Regions from separate parts of the Homo sapiens genome. Here region 1 is linked to region 2. Evidence: chromatin contacts called from ENCODE Hi-C data. All regions are on one chromosome and are shown on one strand. The core of a region is the stretch at or near the end of the contact, and the rest is flanking DNA. Distances in the headings are between cores, read along the strand shown. Region 1 has its middle 84 kb from the start of KCNK12. Region 2 holds the start of BCYRN1 (brain cytoplasmic RNA 1).

Region 1 (5,504 bases), core at 1,168-3,667, 320 kb after region 2:
CAGAAACCATCAATATTTCAGCTTTCAGTATTTTGTATTTTCCAGAGATATATGTACAGTCATATATTTTCTTTTCCCCTTCTTCTCTGCATAAATGACGGCTACTATACCTAGTTTTGTAACTTGCTGTTTTCACCTCACAATATTTTCGAGGGTCTTTCCATATCAGCCAAACACAGCCTGACCGTATTTGTATTAAGCTGCAGAAACATCCATTGATACTCCAGTTGATAATCTATTGCTGTGTGAGCATTACCCAATCCCCTACTGATGGATACATAGACTGTTTCCCTATGTTCCCTGCGGCAATGAATAACTATATATGCTCAGGTCATGCATGTGTGGGAATAAATCTATAAGGATAATTGCTAGAAGTGGCATATCTGGGCTTCCCCTCACTCTGCCACAGAGCTTTCAGGCCCTGGACTACATGGCACAGCTTCCAAGGACCCGGCTGGTTTATTTTAAGATGATACGTGCTTGATAGTGCATGAAGGTGGAAATGTGAAACCCACTTTGATGTGGTAGTTACCATTGCGGCGCATTAACGCTGATGTGATTCAAAAGACCATATAATTTTTATGCTGCTATTAAACCTGCCACAAGCTGAAGCCTTGCCTGGTGCAACGTCTGTGTCGAGGCACCTCAGGGTGGACTGGTGCTGGGGATGGCAAGCCTGGGTCCTAGCTCCAGCTCTGCTCCATGAGACAGGGCCAAGTCACTCACCCTTCCTGAGACAGTATGTTAATCCCTTGCAGAGCTTACTGCAAGCCATGCCCCTAGTAGCAATCACATTGCATTTATTAATAGAGCAGGGTGGACAGATCTGTGGGGCCTGGCCCTGCAGACCCAGAAGGTGGAGGAGAGCTTCTGTGGAGCTACCAGGTACAGGTGGAGAGGGCAGGTGTCTGTGAGGATTTTCTGCCTAGAGGGAGATCTTGGATATTGACAACGAACATTTTCCGGGTACTTTACAAAGTGCTTTCTCGTACACTTTCTCAGTTAATGTGAGCTTCCGTCAGAGTCTTCGTTTCAGCAGATTTAAGCAGAAAAAGTAATCTAGAAAGTATTTGGGGGTGTGGGTAGCTCACAGAATTGCCGTAAATTTGAAGCATGAAGCTCAGAAATCAGGTGGGAACCAAGGGAAGAGAAGGCAGCCAGAAGCACAAATCACTCCCCAGGAATGAGAAGGTGAGGACCACACAGCTTCAGACGCTGGATCTTACCATGGGCAGCCTGGCCACATCCCATGCTGGATACCTGTCAACGCCAGATGACCTGTCACCGCAAACTGTCATCCCGTTGCCCCCTCAGCCACCTCGTGGGCCTAAGGGGCCTCCTCTGTGCCTGCTTTTTTATATTACTCACTCCAGAATTAATAACCCTCCTGCCCAGATCCCCAAAGTAAGGCCTGGATCATAGCTGGCACCTTGACTATCAGGGAGGTGGAAAAAAGTGGGTGTCCTTTTCAGCCTACAATGTGCCCATAAAGAGTTCTAGAGAAGGAATCTTCAATCCTATGGAAGTTGGATTGGATGTAGGGCAGAAAAGGGCAACTGTCTACAACCAGCTTGCATGAACACCTTGGAGTCTGGGTTATTATAAACTTATCCTACTTATTGAAGGATGCTGGGGGAGGGGGCTTTATATGAATCAGGGCTACTGAGATCTTTATATCGGGACCTCTGTGCAGCTCTGTCCTGACAACGTCACTTATTGCTCACGATTGGCATACCATTAGGGGATTGTTGGCCATCCCCTCTTCCCTCCATTCTTTCCTATGGGGCTAAAGGCAGGGAGGTGGGTCTCAAGTGGATGTGAGACCTAGAGCACACTCCCACATCCACTTGAAACTCATAGCCCTTACACTGTCATAGTCGTCCCTTTAAACCATAAAATAATGCTCTGTTTGTTTGTCCTTTGCAAAATATTTGCTGGGAAACAAAGACCTTCAGTAGAAGCACAAGATTTTAAAGAGAGGAATGAAAGATGTAGCGAGGGGAAAAGAGCCAGGCTGGGAGGTGCACAGTTCACGCTGCATGGTTCAGCCTCAGTGCCGTGAGCTCTGTGCACGAGGACAGTGCTGAGCAAGGCATGCCTGTGTCCCCACTGGACAGCTGAAGAGACTCAGGCAGAGCATGGACAGACCTAGTTCAGAGCCTGGCTGCACATAGTAGGCCCTCAATGAGAGGTGATGATGATGGTGGTGGTGACGGCAGAGCGAGGACTCACTTTGTCCAACGACTACATATTACAGATGTCAGGTTCACGACTATGCCAAAGGTCATGTTGAGGTCCAGAAGGAGTGGGTGGATGAGCAGAAAGAACATTCAGGGGACTGTAGGCAGGTGAATGATTTTATTCAGCAGCAGCTCACATCAGCAGCTTTCTCACACTGTCTGCCTTGTCTGGGCTGCTTCAGCTGGCAGCTCCCACATACAGCTGTGTGACCGGCTCTCCCCTGCCTTCAGGGTCAGCAGCTTAACTCTTTCACTCTCTGGGCACTAGGGGGCCAAGCTGTGTCCTGGCTTTCCCCGTCCGTCTCCAAAAACGGACATCTCTGGCTCTGTCTCTTTCTCTGGGCACCAGCGCACCTGCACAGGGTCAACAGGGCAGTTGTACCTTTTACAGACAATAGTGGCATAGAGCCAAGTGATGACGTTCCCACGTTATAGCTACATGGCTGTGATAACAAGTGGAGTTATACGCCTGCGGTCTATGCTGAGTCACGTGGGATGTAAACATCCTACCTTGGCCTAACCTTGACCAAAGCACAGCCATGTTCCTTACAACAGATAAGGAAGCCAAGACACAGAGCGAGGGCCAGCGAGCTTTCCGGGGTGATCAGTAGGAAGGGGCAAGAAAGGGTTAAATCGTGGCCCAACACGCTTGCCACTGCAGCTAGATGCTGACACAGGTGATGGTAACAAGGCCCTAGAACTCTAACGGGAAGATGAGTCATCGGGGGGGGGGTCATTAAAATGCAGGCTCTGATTCAGTAGGCCTGGGGGCATTTCCAACCACACCTGGGGGCTGCTGGTCCCAGGCTGCACTTTGAGGAGCTGGGCTCTAGCAGCAGTTTGCCTCCCTGGGAGCACATTAGAATCACTTGGGGAGATTTCACAAATTACTGATGCTTGAGACCCGAGATTCTAATTTAATTTGAGGTGGTTACAGGGTCAGAGGTCGTTTTTAAAGGTTCTCAAGTGTGTCTTATGTACAGTCAAGTTGAGAAGGGCTGTGTGAGTGGCTTGAAAACCATTGGTCGCCTGTGAAGAGGGCTTTTGAGAGCACCTGCAAGGACCGCCTCTCCTTCCTTCCAGCTGCTGCTTTGCTTGTGGGGCAAAGGCTCTCAGTCCGCAGTTCCAGCTAAGTTTAAATATGCAAATACCTCCGAAATGGCAAAGGTGAGGGCTTCTCTGAAGCGTGGCTCCTCACAGCAGGGCCTTCCACAATGAAGGGAAAGTGTACACAAGTGGGCTAGAGCAAGGAGGTAGCCTCCACGACTGCACACTTCTGCTGCTGGCCAAGTGACCCCCAGTTTAGGAGATATGACGTTTGGTGAGCACACGTCAGGACTGACCTGATTGAGGTTTGATACCAGAAGGCTGGAGAAGGGGTGCTGGCACAGAAAAGATGCAACGAAGGAGACTCCCCAGGTAGTCCTGTCTCTGGTTCCTTGAGTTCTACCTTTCCCTCAAGGGCCTCTCTCTCCAGCCACTGCTGCCAGCATGACATTCTCCCAGGGGGCCTGGTTTCCCTTTAAGGTTGTGGCCTTAAAGTGATAATCCCACCCCAGCACACCTACAGCAGGCTGTAATTATCAAGGGGGTTGACATACCACTCAAATCAAAGGCAGAACCAAAAGAAGTAAGTACTCCAAAGGAAAGGACATGGACTGAAGGGCTCTGGTGGTCGGAGGAGGTAGGGAAATACACTATTCTATGTCTTCTTGGAAATTGACAAGGCCCATTAGCAGATTCAGGTTCTGGGAAGTCCTGTGGGAAGTAAACCCAATGAGCTTTGTTCACACTAGTGTCGCCGAGTTCATTTGGCCACGGAACCCTCTTATGGCAGAATAACTCTTTATGTCTGCAAGGCCTGCTTTGGAATTGTGGATCTACTTTCCTGGAGGCTCAGCAACAAGACTGCTGCCCAAATGCCTCCGATCTGGAGGTGCAGGTCTGGCTGGAGGCTGAGGTGTGGCCTTCATCACCTCTCAGCAGCCCTGCAGCCCAGAGAGCCCTCTGTGCCCTTCTTGGGGGACTCAAAAAAGTATAGGGCGCAGGAATGGAGCGTCCACTCCACCGCTCTTATATCTGACTGAGGTGTTAAGAGTATGAGCTGTGTCATCAGGGACCAGGCTTCAAGTCCTGGCTGTACTGCTTACTAGCTGTGTGGCCTTGGACAAACTTAACTCCTCTGGGCCTCTGTTCCCTCACTGGTAAAAAAGGAATCGCTCCTACCTCAGAGTGTTGTTGTGAGAACCAATGAGACAGCTTATATAAAGTACTTAGCACACTGCCTAGCAGATAACAGTTCATAAAATGTTTTTCTAAAATGTTTTGTTTGACCAAAGTAGTTGGCATGAAAAAAAAAACTTTTGTTGTGCCAGTCTCTCCCCATGCAATCCCACCTGTCCTTGGAGGCCAACGCCAGTGCGTCTCCCAGGAAAGCCTTTCTTGACTCCCTGACCCTCACGGAGTGGACCCTTCTCTGTGCATTTGACCATGCTCTGCCTTGCTCCTGGGCCATCTCCCTGAGGGTGAGGGGCCATGCTAGAGGAAGTCTAGGCTGCATAAATGCCGAAACAGTGGTGGATCTAGCACATGAAGAGTTGAGAGCCTGGGAACTAGGGGAGGTGTCCCTCCTTCTTGAACTGTGGGGCTGAAGGGGAACTGTCAGCCTTGAGTTTGCCTCTGAGGTAGCCCCTTTCTTGCTATGAAGAAACCTGTTGTGGTCATTTGACTCATTCTCTGTGTATGCAGCCCTGCATACTTTGGTGTTATTCCTGTTGCAAAAGTCCCGATACTTTTCTCCGTCACTGATGTTTTGTTTTGAGACAGGGTCTTGCTCTGTTGCCCAGGCTGGAGTGCAATGGCACAATTAGCTCATTGCAGCCTTGACCTCCTGGGTTCAAGCTATCCTCCCACCTCAGCCTCCCAAGTAGCTGGTACTACAGGCGCACTCCATCATGCCTGGCTAACATATTTATATTCTGTTTGTTTGTTTGTTTTTTAGAGACAGGGTCTCACTCTATTGCCCAGGCTGATCTCGCACTCCTAGGCTCAAGCAATTCTCCTGCCTTGGCCTCCCAAAGTGATGGGATTACAGGTATGAGCCACTGCACCTGGCCTGTCAGTAATTTGATTATTTTTTAAGATCAACTGGATGACCAGGTGCTCTCAGAGACTACATTTTTGTAGCCTGAAGTCAGTATTTATGGTTTCCGTATAAGGAGGCTTTGGAGAGACACTAAAAGACAAAAGTCAAAGCCCTGAATG
Region 2 (5,295 bases), core at 556-3,055:
TTTTTCAGTGTGCCTTTGAGAAAGGCCCATAAACCTATAAACACCCTTTTTCTCCCCAAGGTGAGGTTTGACCCTAGTACTTACTACCACTGTTTACTGGAGAGTCATGTTGAGAACATCTCCTTTAGGCTCTATTTCTCATCCTAAGGGATATATCCAGCCTTCATTATGGAAGGTTTTGAAGGCCTCAAATAAAATCAAAGTAGAATTTGAATAAAACATCTTGGCTGGGCACGGTGGCTCGCATCTGTAATCCCAGCACTTTGGGAGGCTGAGGTGGGCGGGTCACAAGGTCAGGAGATCAAGAACATCCTGGCTAACACGGTGAAACCCCCATCTCTGCTAAAAATACAAAAATCAGCTGGGCGTGGTGGCGCGTGCCTGTAGTCCCAGCTACTCGGGAGGCTGAGGCAGGAGAATCGCTTGAACCAGGGAGTCGGAGGTTGCAGTGAACCGAGATCACACCACTGCACTCCAGCCTGGCGACAGAGAGACTCTGTCTCAAATAAATAAATAAAACATCTTAAAGAAATAGAAAATACTAGTAGAGTATTCACTCTGATTTCAGAATCAATTTGTGGAAATTCAGTTTCACAAGAATGAAAAAAGCCCCCTAAGCAAGGTAGCTTTTTTTTTTTTTTTTAAAGATGGGGTCTCACTATGTTTTCCAGACTGATCTCAAACTCCTGGGCTCAAGCAATCCTCCTCCCTCAGCCTCCTGAGTGGCTGGGACTACAGGTACACATCACCACCACCCTGCTAGGATATGGTAGCTTTTTAACCAAAACACACCACCATGCAATGGAGAGCATGTAACTTGTTATTTGGTCATACAAATACATCAGAATAAATTCCACCTCTCTTGTGGAGCCCTTTTTCCTACATCTGCACAGAAACTGGCACTAGCAGGACTGCAACCGAGGCAGACTCGAGAATTAGCAGACTCTGGCTCAGGCAGGACAATAGAGCAGCGGGAAATTTCTTTCAAGGGCTTTTGTTGCTGTTGTTGAGATGGAATCTTGCTGTGTCACCCAGGCTGGAGTGCAGTGGTGCTGTCTCGGCTCACTGCAATCTCCGCCTCCCAGGTTTAAACGATTCTCCTGCCTCAGCCTCTCAAGTAGCTGCGATTACAGGCATGTGCCACCATGCCCAGCTAATTTTTGCATTTTTGGTAGAGATGGGGTTTCACTATGTTGCTCAGGGAGGTCTCGAAACTCCTGACCTCAGGTGATCCGCCCACCTCGGCCTCCCAAAGTGTTGAGATTACAGGCATGAGCCACTGCGCCCGGCTTGAGACCTTGAGGGGCTTTTTAACCAAGAGATGGTGTAGGGACAGAAGCCAGCAAGAAGAACATGGTGGACTCTCTGTGAGGCCCCAAACCCCAAATCATGAGCCTCCGCCCCCTGAAAGTATTCCAGGATCTCTGAGGGAGGTTTTGGGAGGGGGCCAAGGTCCTGCAATTGGGTGGGTGGGGCTCCAAGCCATTGTTCTTTGCACATTCATGCCAATGTGACCTAATTGGCTAAGCACAGGCTGGAGAAGCTAGATAAACCTATTTAAATTCAGAGCCAAAAGACACTCAAGGATGTTTTCTGAGGGGGTGTGAGGGTTGGAAAATCATCCTATATTTGATTTATCTCCCACCTCATGTCCTGAGTCAATTCCTTAGTCTTAGATGAGGGAGACGACTTGGGAGTCATCCTTGTTTTTGATGAGCTATATAACCCTATGGCCAGCAGAGGGAAGTACTGCATTTCAGAGCGACAATTTGAGATCTATGAAAGAATTTCAATCGAGAATAAGAGGCCGGGCGCGGTGGCTCACGCCTGTAATCCCAGCTCTCAGGGAGGCTAAGAGGCGGGAGGATAGCTTGAGCCCAGGAGTTCGAGACCTGCCTGGGCAATATAGCGAGACCCCGTTCTCCAGAAAAAGGAAAAAAAAAAACAAAAGACAAAAAAAAAATAAGCGTAACTTCCCTCAAAGCAACAACCCCCCCCCCCCTTTTCATATTCTTGCCTGGAAGAAAGGCCTTGCTTTCCTCAGCTTCTTAAAGCTGGGAGAAGTTAAAGCCATTCTGAAATGCTGCTGCTACTGCTATATGTGGGGGAGAAAGCAAATTTTCTTTTTACTTTTTTAATCAGTATTTATTTTAAGTTCGAGGGTACATGTGCAGGATGTGCAGGTTTGTTACATAGGTAAACGTGTGCCATGGTGGTTTGCTGCACAGGTCAACCCATCACCTAGGTATTAAACCCAGCATCCATTAGCTATTCTTCCTGATGCTGTCCCTCCTCCCACCCCACCAACAGGACCCCAAATTTTCTTTCTTTTTTTTTTTTTTTTTTTTTTGAGATGGAGTCTAGCTCTGTCACCCAGTCTGGAATGTAATAGCTCAATCTCGGCTCACTGTAACCTCCATCTCCCAGGTTCAAGTGATTCTCCTGCCTCAGCCTTCCAAGTAACTGGGATTACAGGCATGCACTACCATGCCTGGCTAATTTTTGTATTTTTAGTAGAGACGGGGTTTCACCATGTTGGCCAGGCTGGTCTCAAACTCCTGACCTCAAATGATCCGCCTGCCTCAGCCTCCCAAAGTACTGGGATTACAGCTGTGAGCCACCGTGCCCAGCCTCCAAATTTTCTTATTTCCATGGCCTTGAGCAAAATTATACCATCCTAGACAAACACACACACACACACACACACACACCATTCTCCCCCTCTTGCTGTCTTTCTCAGATATGAGTCTCTCCTCCAATGGCCATTTTAAGCTTGCTCTTTTGCTCTGTAATACAAGGCCTGTTCCCTGTTAAAAGGAATGTCAGGCATCTGTGAGCAGGTAGGGAAAACATTGCAGGAGGCAAGTAAACTTCTCAGCATACCTGCCATCATTCATACCTTGAAGGCAGGTCAAGCCTGTAGCGTCTGAGTCTTCCATCCCTGAAGCACCAGCAGCTCTGACTAGAGGTCCTGTCTCCCAGCTGTGGCCCCAGCTCTCCCTGATGGTGACAGTTGCGACTTCCAAACTTGCTCCTCCCCATATCTGTAACTGAGCCCAGCGTACATTTGCCTCATGGGTGCCATTGGACTTCCTTTGTGAGCCATGTTTTCTTTCACCTTGTCCCAATCCACAGTTAACCAAATCTTGGCCCAAATTATGTGCTGGCTGGTGTTGGGCAGCTGTGAGACCCCTCCTTGCCCCATCTCTGTCTTCTAGGCTCTTCTGAGAACCAGTGTCCTTTGAGATCTCAGATGGGATTTAGAGGAGGGTTTCCACCCAGACCACTTTCCACAAATTTCACTTCTGCATTTCATCTGGTAGGGTGTGGTTTTCAACTAGAAGCCCAAATGAGGAAGAAAAAAATTCATTCACCATTCAGGACAGGGTGTTCACATTTGAACCAGGCAGAAATAGCTGAAAGAAACTGAATTCTAAAGGGACTCTCAGCTTTTGGGGGAGACATATTTGAGTGCAGGAGGCTAGACCACCCACTGGCTGGCTCTTTGCTCCTCACTGAGGCCAGCCTTGACTCTAAACAGATAACACAGGGCCAAAACACACCCAGCCAGCTTTGATAAGCAACCGTCTCTGCCAAACAGTTTCTTTCACAGGGCCCAGATGATCTCATCACAGAGGCTGCATTCTCTGGTATCTGTTCCAAGCACAGACTCACTTCTCATTACCTTTGCAAATAATAGTCAATCTATCCTGAGAAGCTCCTTTATATCCCATACTGGGCTAAGGTCTGAAGAGGGTACAGTTAAAGAACCCATGATCTCAGACTGGGCATGGCAGCTCATGCCTATAATCCCAGCACTTTTGGGAGGCCAAGGCAGGAGGACCGCTTTAGCCCAGGAGTCCAAGACCAGCCTGGGCAACATAGTGAGAACTCTTGAGACCTTGTCTCTACAAAAAATAAACAAAATTAGCCATGCATGGTGGCTTGCACCTGCCTGTAGGAAGCTGAAGCAGGTGAGCCTGGGACGCAAAGGTTGCAGTGAGCCAAAATCGCACCACTGCACTCCAGCCTGCGCGACAGAGACTGTCTCACAAAAAAGAAAAGAAAAGAAAAAAAAAAAAGGACCCATGATTCCTCATGAAGCTTGCCTCTGGATCTAATTCATGGTTCTCTATTTCCACAAGCTTTGTGGAGCAAGGGGCTCATGACACTTCATCTTTATGGTACAGATAACTCACCGAAACTGGATTCCTTTAGCTACTGGTCCCACACCACTCCCTCCAGGAGCCACCTTCCCTCTCCATGTTTTTCTCATGAATTTTGAACCGGCCATTTCTATTTTATTTTATTTTACATTTATTTATTTATTTATGGAGACAGAGTTTCACTCTTGTCACCCAGGCTGGAGTGCAGTGATGCTATCTTGGCTCACTCCAACCTCCACCTCCCAGGTTCAAGTGGTTCTCCTGCCTCAGCCTCCCAAGTAGCTGGGAGTACAGGCACGTGCCACCACACTCGGCTAATTTTTGTATTTTTAGTAGAGACGGGATTTCTCCATGTTGGCCAGGCTGATCTCGAACTCCTGACCTCAGGTGATCCACCCGTCTCGGCCTCCTAAAGTGCTAGGATTACAGGTGTGAGCCACTGCGCCCAGCCAAAATAAAAATAGATTTTAAAAATGAAAATAAAAATAACATAATAAGATGAACACCACCTCGGTGATCTGTGGGATAGTATCAAGTGGTCTAACATAATTGGAGCCCCCCCAAAATGAGGGAAGGCTAAAAAAAAAAAGCCAAAATTTTTCTAAACTTGAAACTGTTTAAAGCAAAAAATAATAACAATGCCTTATGAGGTTTATAACATATGTAGAAATAAAATGAATAATCATAATAGCCCATCAGGGGGCTGAGGTGGGAGGATTGCCTGAGCCCAGGAGTTTAAGGCTGTGATGCACTATGATCATGCCTGTGAATGGCCTCTGCACTCCAGCCTGGACAACATAGTGAGACTCTGTCTCCAAAGAAAAAATGGAGGAAAAAAGAAAAAGAAAAAGAAAGAAAATAATGGCCCAAAGGATAGAAGAGAAGAAATGAGAATAGACTGTTATAAAGCTCTTCGATTTTGTGTGGAGGAGTATAATAACATTTGAAGGTATTCTGGGTTAAGCAGTTTATCCGAGGTGTCACATATGATGGAGCTAGGATCCAAATTAAGCTTTCCAGATTCAAAGCTTTTTGTGGGGAGAGGAGATGTGAGGTTAGGCTCACACATGCCACAAGACAGTTTCCCCAAAGGCTGCGGGAATTAAGTGCTTTCATCTCTGTAGTGGGT

Evidence for each region. A loop is a pair of places that touch in the nucleus more often than their neighbours do. Pooled maps may share reads with other maps.
Region 1: a pooled map shows a loop between it and region 2 (4-fold over the local background). The contact joins the enhancer-like site here to the promoter of BCYRN1 in region 2. A Hi-C loop is called at or near these places in 1 of 168 maps with a recorded cell type or tissue (HCT116), 3 of 37 single-sample maps with no recorded cell type and 3 of 50 pooled maps.

What each region holds. Positions count from the first base shown.
Region 1 is chr2:47,651,959-47,657,462 of GRCh38, forward strand. It overlaps a transcript of MSH2 not described here. Among named protein-coding and RNA genes, the nearest start is that of KCNK12, 84 kb to the left of the region's middle. Within about 2 kb of position 2,418, at least 5 of the 41 ENCODE cell types and tissues checked have a DNase peak (open chromatin) inside an H3K27ac peak, as active enhancers do.
Region 2 is chr2:47,333,510-47,338,804 of GRCh38, forward strand. It overlaps BCYRN1 (brain cytoplasmic RNA 1), which reads left to right and starts at 1,806. Exons shown (of 1, transcript NR_001568.1): 1 at 1,806-2,005. The region is part of intron 1 of EPCAM-DT (EPCAM divergent transcript); the gene reads right to left. RefSeq lists a silencer at 1,237-1,286 and enhancers at 3,164-3,253, 3,441-3,735.